2 separate regions of the Homo sapiens genome follow, and region 1 is linked to region 2. A link is a loop called in an ENCODE intact Hi-C map of the cell type or tissue named here. Cell type or tissue: IMR-90. All regions are shown on one strand.

Region 1 (8,000 bases), 400 kb after region 2:
CTGTCATTGCCATTTACTTTGGCAATAAATAAGGAATGAAAGGCGAAACAAAACAGCCCGCCACGGTTACTGACAATGATGTGTGTGGGGAATTTTTCAGAAACCTCAGGGAGGAGACTCCAGTGGTTTCTCAGCCCACAAGTTTCAGCTGCACGGGGAACAATGGTCCTTCTGCCTACCTTCAAAGGACAAGATGAGGCATGGGCCTTGTTTTTCCTTTTTCTTCCAAACTTCAAACTTGAGCAAACAATCTTTACTTAACCCACATGGAAAACTTGCAAACAGAAACACATTCCTCATCTCCTATTAGTGCTGGGTTCAAAAGCAAACTTCAAATTAGTTAATGTTCATGTCGTTAAGTGGTTCCCTATTGACTGGGAAGAAGTAGGTGGGGAGCTGACTTGGAGAGGGGCTACTGCTGGCAGGCCAATAGCAAAATGAAAGCCAAAATCACTCAGATTGCAGGAGAAAGGTTTAAAAAAAAAGCATAAAGAAATTATCTAGGCAGTACAGGATCTCATCTCTGTTGGATGCTAGAGACCCCCCTCCACATGACACATCTGGGTGGCACTGTGAGAAAGAAAGACTTTTGGGAAGGAACTATCCTGGTTGTTATCATGGTCCATGAATATTTATGGAGCAGCCCTTAATAGGAGTGCCTGGCGCCACCACACAGTCTTATTGTTTGGCAGATTGAAAACCAGCTTCAAGCTCACTCCTGGATCCTCTGAAAAGAATATCTGGATTTCTAGCAGCGAGGTGGCTGCATCATTCCTGTTGGAAGACATAACCCTCTTGTTCCATGGGCAGGAATGTCTATAAGCATAATTTGATAATTGAAACAGTTTGGGAACTGAACAGCCCTTACAGCAAGGGTCTTCAGAAAGTGTCAGCTGTTTGCCTAGGGGTTAGCCATGTCATCCTCATACTGGTGGTGAAGTAAGTAAGGAAAATTCAGGGTAACACTATCCTGGTAGTTAAGAAAAACAAACAAACAGGACATACCAATTATTTTAAACAATTTGAAAACTGAATTAGAAATCCTAAGTTAGAGGCAACCTTTGGCTTAGTGCAATATCAGAAGCCCCCCAGAAGGGCTCCTGTGAATCACCACACTCACCCTGAAATATCGCTGTTAAGTAATGAATATTGTAAGGGTTTTAACTGTGAGGCTATGGGGTGTCCATGGATGTACATCAGAGGGATATATAACTGAGTACATAAGCTTGCTGAAATTCTGGGAACATTTCATATATGTATCTGTGAATGTGTGTGTATGCATATTTGTTTGTTTGCATATTTCTCAGGGAGGAGAGTCATTGCTTTTATCAGATCCTAAAGGATTTTTCTAAGTCTTAAACACTGAAAACCACTGTTGACTTTTAGAGTAGAGATGGACATCAGAAATATTTGACCCAGTCCTTTTTCAAATTGCTTTGCTGTGCTGAAACTTTTGTGTGGATGAAATTCACCTGAGATGCTTGTTTAAATGCACCTTCCTGAGCCTACCTCTACACAGGCTGATTTAGCAGATTTTGGAGTGGGATCCAGAGTTCTGCTTTTTAAAGAAGAACCTCAAGAGGCCAGGAGCGGTGGCTCACGCCTGTAATCCCAGCACTTCGGGAGGCCGAGGCGGGCGGATCACGAGGTCAGGAGATCGAGACCATCCTGGCTAACACGGTGAAACTCCGTCTTTACTAAAAATACAAAAAATTAGCCGGGCGTGGTGGCAGGCGCCAGTAGTCCTAGATACTCGGGAGGCTGAGGCAGGAGAATGGGGCGAACTTGGGAGGCAGAGTTTGCAGTGAGCTGAGATTACGCCACTGCACTCCAGCCTGGGCGACAGAGTGAGGCTCCGTCTCAAAAAAAAAAAAAGAAGAACCTCAGAGATCATAAGCCACATGCATGAATCAAAGGTCCTACTGTGAAAGGGGAGTAAACTGAAGACATACTGGGAAGTGTGATGGTCAAGTGCACAGGGTTGGTAGAAATCATCTTCAAACTAGAGCAGCTGTACTTTTTTTCTCCTTCACATATTGAGCTCCCATGTAATATTCTATTTTGCAGAAAGGCTAAAAAAAAATAGCATAGACATCACTGACACAATTCAACCACCTTCTTGTTATAGAAGAGGAATCTGAGGCCAAAGAAGTAAAGTGACACTGTCAAGGTCACTTTAGCTTTTAGTGGTAGGGGACAAACAAGAACCCAAGCCCCCTGATTGTTTGTCCAGGCATTTTCCAACACGGCTGATTCTCCTTAAAGCTACACACTGTAGTTAAAGCACCAGTTTTTAGCATATCACTGGGGAAGGAAGATAGGAAGTATTTAAACTTTTTACTCAGTCACATAAAGAAGTCTTCTTGGCCAGTTGTGTTAGGTCACGCCTGTAATCCTAGCACTTTGGGAAGCTGAGGCAGGTGGATTGCTTGAGCCCAGGAATTAATGACCAGCCTGGGCAACGTGGTGAGACCTTGTCTCCACAAATAGGAAAAGTGAGCCTGGAGTAGTGGTGCATACCTGTATTCCCAGCTACTCAGGAGTCTGAGGTGGGAGGATCACCTGAGCCTGGGGAGGTTGAGGCTGCAGTGAGCCGTGATCCAAGCCACTGCACTCCAGCCTGAGCAACAGAATGAGATCTCATCTTAAAATAGAAAAAGAAAAAAAAGGAGTCAGGGGCCTAGGAATGTTTAAACTAGAAGGGAACTGGGTAATCAAGAAGACCTGGGTGAGGCTGCCCTGGGAGCCTGATAGAAACAACAAAGGCATCTGGAGCCCATGCAGTGAAAACAGCTACATCACTTTGTCTGGTGCCAGCCTTGCCACCCAAGAGATATTACCTTCAAGAAGGTCCCGAGAAAATAACTTATGGTTAGGCCACCCTGGGAGTTCTTTTATTCATCTATAAATATGAGTCTTTTCTTTGGTTTCAGGATTATCTGGTAATTAATGGCTTCAAGGTGATTCTTCAGATTTGACTAGAATTTCTAGCATGCTATAAAATTTCAGGTTAGTTTAATAGTGGGCAGGAAAATACACCATTCTTCACGGAGTTTAGAGCTGTATTCATTTAGGAAAATGAATTTCAAAAGCTTTCAAAGCCCAGTTAAAGTAAATTTGGGTGGTGATATCAATTAACTAGGCTAACAGGAGTTGTAAAACCAGTCTGAAAATGTTTTCCAACCTCTTTCAAGATTTCTGATGCTGCTGGATTCTAACTTATGAAAACAGTTTATTTTCTTTGTTCTCTCTTTCCATTTTGGGCCTTGGCCAGTTTTAAGAACTAAGAATTTCAAGGCTGGTTTACAAAACTATCAAACTTCTTTTTTTTTTTTTAACTTCAGGAACTGTTAACTTGGAATATGCAGTGATGCATGTTCCAGGATGCAAAAATCAACTCCTTTAAAAAATCCATAATTGTATTTTATACAGTTTTGTATAATGACTTGATATTCAGAATTACAACCTGAGGTCCTGTACAATCCTGATGTGGCTAAGTCATCAATGGAAGATTCCATTCTAATCAGCCCTTATTTAGTGCCAAGTATATCTTACTGGGTTTTATTGTGTCTTGGACATGTCCAGCCAGTTCTGACATGTCAGGGCCTGTCCGAATGCCCGAAGGGATGGGCCCTCTAGTGCACTATTTCTATGAGTAAACAAGGTAATTGGGAAAAGAAAAGCCAAAAGAGCACTATACCATCTGCAGAAGGATTTCTCCTTGATGGGAGAGTTGGGTGTATAAGTTTGAGAGGTAGATGAGGCTATTAGAGAAGACAGACTGTTGGCTTTATCTTGAAGAAATCATATGAAGTTATTCCTTCTGGGGCAGTGCCAGAGGCTTAGGAAGGTAGGGCCGTGTGCTGAATATTTGATGTTTGTGGCCCTCCAGATTCACTTTCTATTTTTCTCCTCCCTGCTGTAAACTCCAGCGCTGACCTTGGGCTCCCTCATGCTCCACTTCTGGTTGGGTTTGCTTAAGGCATTGCTAGAAGACTAGTAGGAGAAAGCAGAGTAGGGTCAGGGTATTATTATCCTGGTTCCTTCCATGTCCTAGTCTGGGAGTTTCTCTCAAGTATAGGCCATAGCTCTTCAGTATCTTTCTTTGCCCCACTCTTGCTGTCTCTCTAGGTTTCCCACTGGCTCCCTTCTTTGCCTCTTCAGTCCTGGAGGTGATCCTCTGTTACTCACCTTGGGGGTAATGTGCTGTTCCTTGTAGTTTCCTTATATGCTGTCCACAACTCTGGCAAGAATCCTTTTACTAAACTTGCCTTAATGTTTCCAATTTGAGTTTGCCATCTGTTTTCTGTTGGGACCCTGACTAATACAGGTGTGTAGTAATGAGGTAGTGAAATGAATGCTGTATCATTAAAAATTTGATCAGAAACTGAGCACACACAATAGGAAAGCTCTGTGCCTTAATATGAACAGGAGAATCTGGGGGATGTTAGGCTCTGGAGCCAGCCCTCCCTTCACTCTAAATAGAAGTATTGACCTTAGAGTGAAGTCTAAAATTGATATGTGTATATGAGCAGTGTATTAGTCAGGATAATCCAGAAAAACTGAACCGGTGGGATGTATGTATACAGTATATAGAAAGGTTTATTTGAAGGAATTGATTGACATAATTATGGAGGCTGGCAAGTGCAAAATCTGCAAAATGGCCCAGCAGGCTGGAGACCCGAAGAAGAGCTGACTGTACAGTTCAAGTCCAAAGGTTGTCTCCTGCAGCATTTCCTCTTGCTTGGCGGAGGTTAGTCTTTTGTTCTATCCAGGCCTTCAGCTGATTAGAGGAAGCCCATCAGCATCACAGAGGGTAACTTAATTTATTCGAAGTCCACCAATTTAAATATTAGTCTCATCCAAAAACACCCTCACAGAAAAATCCCAGAATAATGTATCTAGGTGTCACATATCTGGACACTATGGCCCAATCAAGTTGACACATAAATTTCACCATCACAAGAAGGCAGAAGGAGCCTCAGGAACCAACACAATCAGGAAAAGTTGGGCTCTGGAGACTACATGACCATCTCACTTCTTCACCATGGGTTACAAGGGCAGAACCAGTTGCCACTGCTTGAATTAAGCAGAGTAAACATGAGACCGTGAGATCAGGAGGAAAGCTACATATGTGTCTGGCAAAGAATAACTTGCTAGACTAGGTCTATATCAAGGACCAAATCATCATTTGTTTATTCACCCACTTTTACATTATTTTATTCATTTATTTAAAACATTTCTATTGAAAAAGTACTAAATGCCAAGAACTTTGCGAGGTTCAGAAAACTAGCAAATTTGCTAAAGATACAACATTGAATACAATGGATGCGGTTCTTGCCTTTATGGAGTATACTGATTTAGAGGCAAGACGGATTATAAACCAATAGTTGTTTAAATAATTACTTTATTATAATTCTAATAAGTGGCATTAAAAAAGGGTACAGTACAATGAGAGGATATAACTAGTTAAAACAGCAGGTACTGAAAGCTATCATCAAACCTATTCCCTTGTGCTCTTGGGCACATAAGTAGTCTGTATTTTCCATCCCAAATACAAACACATTTTCAGTTGGATACAACAATATAATTGAATTATAATCAATAAATGTGAGCAAAAATAATATATGTCATTACATAGTCTAGCCTATAAAATTCTCCCTTATACAATATTCTGTATTCTTTTTGCTTTGACTTGAAACATATGAACATCATGACCTTTGAATCTATGTGTTGAAAATGGCAGAACGACATATTGGAAGCTGATTGGCTCTCTGAAACACTACACAGAAGTCACCAACCAAACACCAGCATTGGACTATTACATGTGGAAAATAAATTTATATTGGCTTTAGCCACAGTGATGCTGATATTTGCTCATTATGAAGCTAGAATTGCCATAACTAATATAGAAACTAATTCTGAAGTTATGATTCAACATAAACTTGAAATGAGGTACTATCTACATATAACAAACATTTAAATTAGGTGACATTGACCTATCAGTAATAAGTTAGGCAGCCATAAAACTCTTAAAGGTTGGATAAATGAAGGCCCATTCTATGAATTTGACCAAATATTTGGTAAAGTTATTGACTATGATAACTTGAAGGCAGAAAATGGGCCTATTGAGCCTGTGGTTTCAGTTATTAATTGATGGGTGATTTTGTATCCCAGGGCACATATGACAATGTCTGGAGATATTTTTGTTTGTCGTGACTAAGGTGGGGTGGTGCTATAAGCACAGAGTGGGTAGAGGCCAAGGATGCTGACAAACATCCCACAATGCACAGGATAGATCCCTAAAATGCGTAATTATCTGATCTAACGTGTCAATGGTGTTGGGGTTGAAAAATTATATTCTGGGGGATACAGTTGGAAAAACTCAGAATAATCCAAATTGGTTTTCATTTCCACTTTTTACCAAGATGTTACTAGGAAAATAAAGCTAAATCCAGAAATAACTGGATAGTTGCCAGACAGTCAGAGAATACCAAAAATTTTTGATTTTTTTGAAAATCACTTCAAGACCATGAACGATAATAGATGAAATCTAAAGAGGTTTTGAGTAACAGTGACTCATGCAGATAGAGCTCTGGAAGTACAGATTAGATTAAAGGTATGTGGCCTTCCCACCCAAGTCTATGACTTCACTGGTCTCAAGATATCATCTATTAATGTGAAAGAGATTGCCTTGGAAGATAGAAAGCAAATACCTAAATTGGGCTTGATAATTTTATCTGGGAAATAATCTTGGGCATAGTCACTAGAACATGGAACTGATTAGTAAGTAGATTAAAAGCCTACCAAGGAGCCCAACAAGTATTTGAGGGAAAGGTATTGTCAAAGACATTTTCTTTGTTAGAGCATTAGTATTGCCTCGATGAGTAATTACTTAGTGTGAAGGGTTCAAGAAAGTGTCTGTGGAAATTGCATTTAAACTGAGTCCTCAAAAATGGAATAATCAGCAAGGTAAAGGAGTAAAACATTGTGTAGTTCCTGAAGTTAGGAACTGAATGAGAGCCAATATATTTGAGATACAGTAAATTGAAGGGAGCCTAATGAGAGATAAGGATTTAGGTAAGGAGAAGAACATACAGGGCTTAAAGGTTATGTGTCCAGAATTGGTGGGTTATTGGTCTCACTGACTTCAAGAATGAAGCCGCGGACCCTCGCAGTGAGTGTTACAGTTCTTAAAGGCGGTGTGTCCGGAGTTTGTTCCTTCTGATGTTCGGATGTGTTTGGAGTTTCTTCCTTCTGGTGGGTTCATGGTCTCGCTGGCTCAGGAGTGAAGCTGCAGACCTTCGCGGTGAGTGTTACAGTTCTTAAGGCAGCGCGTCTGGAGTTGCTCGTTCCTCCTGGTGGGTTCGTGGTCTCGCTGGCTTCAGGAGTGAAACTGCAGACCTTCGCTGTGAGTGTTATAGCTCATAAAGGCGTGTGGACCCAAAGAGTGAGCAGCAGCAAGATTTATTGCAAAGAGCAAAAGAACAAAGCTTCCACAGTGTGGAAGAGGACCTGAGCGGGTTGCCACTGCTGCCTCGCGCAGCCTGCTTTTATTCTCTTTTCTGGCCCCACGCACATCCTGCTGATTGGTCCATTTTACAGAGAGCGGGAGTGGTCTGTTTTGACAGGGTGCTGATTGGTGCATTTACAATCCCTGAGCTAGACACAAAGGTTCTCCACGTCCCCACTAGATTAGCTAGATACACAGTGCTAATTGATGTATTTACAAACCCTGAGCTAGACACAGAGTGCTGATTGGTGCATTTACAACCTTGAGCTAGAAACAGAGTGCCGATTGGTGAATTCACAATCCCTTAGCTAGACATAAAGGTTCTCCAAGTCCCCACCAGATACCAGATCAGCTAGACACAGAGCGCTGATTGGTGCATTACAAACCTTGAGCTAGACACAGAGTGCTGATTGGTGCATTTACAAACCTTGAGCTAGATACAGAGTGCTGATTGCTGTATTCACAATCCCTTAGTTAGACATAAAGA
Region 2 (8,000 bases):
TCATAATTATAATTATGATGAGATTATTTGTTCAATATACACCTCTCTTAGTAGATTGCCCTCCATGAAGCCATGGACATATTTGTCTTGCTTACCATTATATCTCTAGTGCTTAGCACAAGGCCTGCCACATGGTAGTTTTGTAATGATGTTTTAAGTGAATGAATAAAAGTCAAAGTAAACTAGAAGACAGATGTGAGGCACCAATAAGAGGAATGTCCCTTGGGTACTGAGGTAGCTTCTCTGGCTCAAGACTTTTATATAATTTCAGCGTCAGTATGGCAGGCCAGGTCTGATCAAGTAACTGATCTGAAAAAACAGATACAAAGGCTGAGAAAATAAGCTGGCACCTAAACGGAAGCAAAATAGATTATGATGACAAATAGTTTAAATTTGCTAGGTTCGGTTATAAATATTTCAAAGTAAGTTTTTACCTATTTTAAGTTATAATGTTTAGTATTACTTTTTATAATTATTAGATTTTCTATAGTTATGGTACTAGCTTTGATAATTTTCTTTATTAAATGCATTATGCTCTGTACAATGGAATTTTCTTAAGATCAGTAGCAGTATTTTACTTGTTTTATTTAAAAATCTTTGCAATCTTTAATGGAGAGTAGACATCAAAGAGAAAAATACTAAAACTGTATGTTTGCTCTCTTTAAATATTGGAGGCTGATGACGGGAGTTTATTTTGTTTGACTCCAAATTGTTAAAGAGAAACTTTTCTAAGGAATAGGACCAATGGCATAGCACCTAGAGGGAGATATCTTTTTAAATTTTTTTTGAGACGGAGTCTCACTCTGTCGCCCAGGCTGGAGTGCAGTGGGGCGATCTTGGCTCACTGCAAGCTCTGCCTCTTGAGTTCACACCATTCTCCTGCCTCAGCCTCCTGAGTAGCTGGAACTACAGGCGCCTGCCACCACATCCAGCTAATTTTTTTGTATTTTTAGTAGAGACAGGGTTTCACCGTGTTAGCCAGGATGGTCTCCATCTCCTGACCTCGTGATCTGCCCGCCTCAGCCTCCCAAAGTGCTGGGATTACAGGTGTAAGCCACTGTGCCCAGCCTTTTTTTTTTTTTTTCTTCTTAAGAAAAAACTTAAAATTTCATATGAGATGGACTGTTGATGTTGTGTTTTCCCTCTGTTATTTTTTAAAATACAGGTTTCTTTGAAGCAAATTTTATTTTACATTGCATTCTTCCTTTGTTTGGAGAATGTTCTAAAAAATGTAGCACATTAAGTGGCCTTTGTATTAAAATATCTTCTGAAATGTGACACTGCCAGTGCTGTTCTGGTAAAGGTTTAACACCTGGCTCTCTGGGGGTAAGGGGTGGTATGTGAATTAAAAAAAAACAAAAAAAAATCCTGATTTTAGTATTTGCAAATTTCCATGGGGTACGTTCCTGATGTCATGGAATGTAGATTTAGTCTCTGCCTATTTCTTCAACTTCTGTTTCCCTCTTCTTGAATTTTGTATCAATCACGATGCAGTTTTCCATACACTTTGTAGTATTTGATGCTTCTGTGCCCTTATACTTGCCCTTTTCCCTGTGACTTGTTGGTCTGAGAACATCTTGTTCATATTTCAGTATCTGGGTTTGTCAACTTATCCTTCTTAAAGTTTCTCTGCAAAGTTATTCACTCTTTCTTCTCTTGACTGCTTCAGAACCTTGTCCTTTTTTTCTCCTTTTTTCTTTTTTTAAATTTTAATGAGTACATAGCAGGTGTATGTATTTATAGGGCACATGAGCTGTCTCAACACAGGCATTCAATGTGTGACAGTCACGTCAGGGTAAATGGGTCATCTGTCATCTCAAGCATTTATCATTTCTTTGTGCTCTGAACATTCCAATTATATTATTTTAGTTATTTTAAAATGTACAATAAATTATTGTTGACTGTTACCCTGTTGTGCTTTTAAATAATCTTATTCATTCTACCTAACTATATTGAACCTTGTCCTTTTTAAAATTATGGAGTGTATTACATTGTATTATAATTATTTCTTCATTGTTATTGATTGGAAACTTATTAAGAATAAAGACAATGTCTTTTTCTTCTTTGCTTCCCCAGCACCAGTATAGTGCTTGACTCTTAGTGGGAGGGCAATAAATATTTATTTTAACTGTAGTTGAACTGATGATTTATTAGTGTTATCAGTTGATTTAACTTAATTGGCTTTTTAATTTATGCACTGGGACCTGAGGAGAGTGCTGTCTTTGGGCCCTGTGCTATACAAAAATTTGTTGCTTCATTTGTGTAATAGATTTAGAAAGAAGAAATTTTGACACTTCTAATAAACCTTAAAAGGGTTTCAAAATATTCTTAACCTGAACTTTCCAACATAGCTATTAATGGTTTATAACAGAACTTGAGAATGACAACATGTTATTAATATTATAGTACACATTTTAGAAGCGAATTATCTTTTTGAAGAAAACAATTTATTTTTCATATTTATGGTTTTTAGAAATAGACAATTGTTTTATGATGATATCTTAAGCAAAATGAATATTGTTGCTTTATTTTACTGTTGAAGGTTCTATATTGAAGATTTTTTCTATGAAAACTTTTAAAGCATATCTTTGATATGTGTTTAAAAGTCTCATTAGTATTGGATTTTATGATAAGCTTTATGTTTATTATATGCAATATTTTAAGAGTGGCATGTTTATCTGTTATTTGGGATAAATGTAGCATTTATAGGTAACTCGCACTGCCTGGCAATGTGATGAATATTTTGCATGCTGTTGTTAAGGTATTTAAAATCTTTAGGGAGTCAAAGTAAATGCAGAACTACTAGACAACAATTAAATGTTGAATTCTTATATTTGATCATTTAATAAATTGTATATGATATTTTTAGTTAATAAAAGTTATAGTTTATTAAAACTGTAATGTGTATTAACTCCATCTTACTCACTCAAAGTATCAAGTTTAGAAATTCCTCTTACAGAGTCTTGGTGTGAGGAGTGTGGGAATATGAATCCTACAGGTAAATTTAACATTTTTTTAAAATGAGAATGTTTATGGATTATATTTTTTATAAAATGCTTTGTTCATATCATGTTATAAAATGTGAAAAACTGATGCAGAAATTAGTTTTCTTGGTTATCTCTTCAAATCCTAGTATATAGATGTGTGTATATGTGTGTGTGTGTGTGTGTGTGTGTGTGTGTGTGTGTGTATATATATATATATATAGTCTTTTAGGTAAATGAGGTAGTTATGCCTAAAGTGTTACTTAATCTCTTTAACAGTTTTTTAGAGTTTTAGAAGTAAACATTATTTATAACTAAAATGAAAATAACATATTTTTTCATGCTTATTTTTTCCATAATGACGGGTTAACATTTAAAATATTGTTTTTATATATATATGTATATAGGTGTGTATATATACATTTATGTATACATATAAGTAACTATATAATTAGGTTTTCATATTCAAATCTAATAATTACAGTGTATATTGAATGTATAACTTTTTTTTAAAATTTGGCATTCATGAAAATATGCTTGTTTTTCTACCACTGAATTAATGCATTTTCATCATATATAATTCTCTTTATTTGAATTGTGAAGCAAATTATTACTAGGACATCAAATAATTAAGACCAACAACTTATTCAATTATTTTTCCTATCCAGTGGCTTTAAATTATCTTTTTTCTAGTTGTTCTTTCTCATGGTCCCAAACTAATTCTTTGCTACTAAAATATAAGAATTAAGATAAAAAAATCAAGCTTCCAAGGTAATTAGAAATTAGTTTTTAAAATTAACCAAAAAATTATGGTTTCATAGTTGATAAAAATGTTACACTCTCATGTTTAAAAATCAGACGTATGTACTGAATCCAAATTTTAAATTTGCTTAAGAGCCATTCTTCTGGTTCAGGAAATAGACATGACCCAGGCAGAAAACAGGTTCATTGTATATGAGAAGCTCATAGAAAGAAAAGGGAGAAACGAGTGAGGTTTTTCTGTTCCTAAAGCACATACACACGAGTCATCCTCAGTACTTGTTACTCTCTAGGTCAGCATTAGTCCCTGATCAATAGTCTAATCATAGTTACTGCAAGAGTCTAGGCTTAGTGGCTCTGTCTTTTCCCATTGTTCCCCTAAGTTGCATGTTGTTTTATGAAGAGTGGTAGGAAGTGTACCTTGACCTTGTGATTCTCATAACATTTTATTTTACTCTTCTTCCACTGCCTTCTCCTCATGTAACAAACTACTGAGCTGAGGTGTAAGTAGCATACGTAAAATGTTATTTTACAATAAACCAAGTTGCAAGGCCTTATGGTGACTCATCTTATAATGTTCTGTAAACTCTCTTTTTTCCTTTGTGGTCAGTTGCTAGTAGTTGTCCCCTTTGGGTGAAACAAATACCAGGAGGTAATATGCATTTAAATGTTTTATTTTTCTTGGTGAATATTGCTTTAGAAAGTATGTGCATTTTTTATAGCTACTTATTTTCTCTCTGTTGGTCTGTATAAACTATTTCCTTTGTTCTTCAATGTTTGAGATGTCATTTTATCAAATTACATGCTAATTTAGGCATATATTTTTTATCTTTGTCCTATTTGGCCTGTGTCATCTGTAATAGGTTTCTATATAATTAAATTTCAAGATAAAACTGAAATCTTTCTTTTGTTACATGTATTTTTCTTTCTGGCAAGCAAAAGAAGTAAACTGTGGATATTTAATATATTCATAAAGATGGAGAATTTCCCACTTGAGGCGAGTATACACTGGGAAGAAGATTATTAATAATAACAACATAGAGTTGTATAAGATTTTACTGTTTATGAAGCACTTTTATATATTATTGACTGTGCTTTTCATTAATACTAATTTCAGTAGTGTTTTGTGCAAAGTATCATGTCAGATATGGAAAGAAGGACAGGAAATGTCTCTAATGCATATGTTTTACTGGAACCATATAGTAATAAATGACATTTTTTGGACTTGAATGCTTCTAGCTAATAATCAGGTTATACAGTATGCTTTTTCCCCTCAAACCTAAGTGTTCTTATGTTCTAGAGGACACCCTAGAAGATCTTCAGAGCTTGTTATCAGGCCCCTTAATCCCTTAGGACAGCTATTTGGCCTAACGTTACTAGAGAATAGATCACTAGCCCCCTGAGCACTTGTGACTATGCCCAAGCTCAGTCATTTGGAGCACGTTATGCTGTTCTTGTCTTCATAACCCTCTGCAGAGGAGTGCAGACACATCTAATTGGCTAGCTCACTGAATTTTTCAGAGCTTGATCTCAGATTGATCTCTCACTCGTGCAAGGAAACCTTATATTTATAATGACAGTATCAGAAGATAAATTGCTCAAAGAAAGATATGGGATAAGCCAACTAGAGCCATTAAGTGACTGAGGCTTAGAAATGAGGGTGGAGAGAAACTGTGGTGTTGAGGGAAATAAAAAACTGTAAGAGGATGACTTGAAGAAATGGAGTGTTAATACTAAAAAGGAAAGCAAAAACTCCATGAATTTCTGTCCTTTCTGTACGTTTTCCCTGCTTTCTCTAGCACCGAGGTACCATTAGTCTCTTGTCTATGGCTTTAATATTACTCTTAACTTTGTAGCAGAAATATGAAAGAATTAAAATTGACCTCAGTTTTATACCCCCTTATTTTAAATGACCTATATAATGGTTATATGAATACTTTAATTTTTCTACCGGTATAGAATATCATCGCCAAGACAGTTTCTTCTTTGAGCAATACATATGAAACCAACATTTTTTAGTAGAAAAACTTGATTTTTCTCCAATTTAAAATTACCGAAATAGTGAACTACTTTTATGAATGAAAATGTAAGTAACTTCTCTTGCTAGGGCCTGTTTTAGAAGTTAAATACAGACAGGTTTTTCAGAAAATTGAGATAACTGTGAGAGAGGAATGTTGTAGAATGTTTTCTTGTTTTTGTACTTATTTTTGTAATATCATGTTAGTAATAGAAACCATCCAGATTTTTCTAAAGTTATTAAGCTTTCCCCTGAGGAGTTTAAAGGCATGATTGATAGCATATAAAATAAATACTTTTATTTCAAGATTTCTTCAGAGTAGGTATTAAAATTTCTTTGAGCAATTTATATCAGGGATATATCAGTTTTGTTTAAGGTAAGTATGCCTTCTGAAAGCCAGGAGTAAGTTGTGTAGGGTCAAATTCTCCATTTCCTGTGAAATCTGTGTATAGATTGACACTATTCTGGTTTGATTGTGCTGATGATATTATATCTGAGTTCTATGCAGTTGGATAAACGAGTATCCATCCAAAACTCTGAAATTTTGTTTCATTTTTTTTATTTCAGTGTATTCTATTCTGAATTTTGGAACCAAGCTAGCTGATTTTACACGTTTGATTTTATGATTACATATGGAAAAAAATCAAAACCGCAATGTTACAGGTCTCTCACACCTTTCACTGTACTTCTGTAATAAAGGGAATTAGAATAATTTATTGGTTAAATAAGGTAACTATAAACCAATTTTTAACAAATTTGATTTTGAGTTACGATGATTGCGTATTCCAGGTACAACTTAAATTGCTGTAACTGTTTTGTTAAGTTCTTTTTTGGATAAAAAATCTTCTAAAATCTTATTTTTCTGAAATGTAAACTTACCTTATAGTATATGCATCTTAATTAAACTGTTCTTGATCGACTTAAGGTAGTAATTTTGAATATTTTTTGTTTCCGTATTCTACGCATCAGTGGAATTCTAAGTGACTTAATTCCTTATTTCTCCAAATCCACACATGGCTATGTATTTTTGGGTGCCTTTATTTCTTTTCAGCTAGTGCTTATATCTTAGTATGCTCACTCCAGCAATTGAATCTTCTTGACGAAATTTTCCAGTACATTTAATCTAAGCAAATTGGTGGGATTTTCTTGGTGAAAGTAGGTAGCACATTAAATCAGAAAACCTAGAGTACACATCCCACAGATATACACATGGCTGACTCTCTCACTCTGGTTGTTATTCAGATGTTACCTTTTCAGGGATGCCTTCCCTGGCCACCCTGTCTGAAATTTCAACTACCATCTTCAAATGTTTGGTATCCTCCTTCCTTGCTTGTTTGTTTGTTTTTTCCTTAGCACTTAACAGTGATATGCTGTATATACCATTCTCTTTTTCTTCTTAACTGTCTGCCCCTTCCTCCCCCAACTCCCTTCTCTACCGCCTTCCTCCATAGCACACTAGCTTGAAAGGTGGGATTTTTGTCTGACTTTTACCACTGTATCCTCAGTGCTAAGAGCATTTGATATGTAGAAGATACCCCATAAATATTTGTTGAAATAATTATTGAATGGAGGAATGAAAAGAAAGGTCCTACAGAAAGAGACATTGAGGAGATAGATGTGGCAATGATTGGGTGAAGAGAGGCAAGGATAGGGAGAAATTAAAAAATGGCAGTGAGGTGTTATATCTGAGTTTTAGTGTGAAAATTAAACCATTCTCTTATTTATTCAGAAGATGTCTATTAAGTTTCTACTGTATATCAGGTACAATGCACTTAGTACTGGATATGCAATATAGAACAAAATTAGACATGGTCTTAGCCCTTAAGGAGCTTACAATTTAGTGGTTGAAATGGGCATTTATCAAGTAATTATTCAAGTGAATATGAAATTTCCACTGCCATGAAAGAGTATATAGTGCTCTTAGATCTCCGAACAGGAGGATTTAAAGTGGTAAGATTTTCTTGAGTGGGAAGTAATCATAAGGACAAAGAATCTAGACAATTAAATAGGTTAAGAGGAGGGTAAAGAACATTTCAAAGAGGAAAGGGAACATGTACAAAAGTTCTGTGCTGGGAAGGAGCTTGGTAAGAATGAAAGATTGTAAGCAAGCCACTGAGTGAGTGTGCTGAAAATGCAAAGAGGGAGATGGTGCAAGATGAGGCTGGAGAGGCAGGTGGAGGTGAGAGATGATTAAGTCTGCTTTTTAAAAAGATAATTCTCTCTACACTGTGGAGGATGGA

Evidence for each region. Hi-C counts contacts between places; a loop is a spot of excess contacts. Peaks named below come from ENCODE experiments on the same cell type or tissue, not always from the same donor. Only the 100,000 strongest peaks of a DNase experiment are listed, where the experiment ranks them.
Region 1: it touches region 2 in a loop (4-fold over the local background); 4 of 110 quality-filtered maps call a loop at or near these places.

Annotation. Positions count from the first base shown.
Region 1 is chr11:28,517,693-28,525,692 of GRCh38, forward strand. It overlaps a transcript of METTL15 not described here. Among named protein-coding and RNA genes, the nearest start is that of LINC02758, 17 kb to the right of the region's middle. RefSeq lists an enhancer at 2,848-4,047. In IMR-90, no CTCF peak of the experiment used is centred here; no DNase peak of the experiment used is centred here; H3K27ac peaks cover 664 bases.
Region 2 is chr11:28,119,183-28,127,182 of GRCh38, forward strand. The region is part of intron 3 of METTL15 (methyltransferase 15, mitochondrial 12S rRNA N4-cytidine); the gene reads left to right. Among named protein-coding and RNA genes, the nearest start is that of METTL15, 15 kb to the left of the region's middle. In IMR-90, no CTCF peak of the experiment used is centred here; a DNase peak (open chromatin) is centred at 4,299; H3K4me3 peaks cover 270 bases.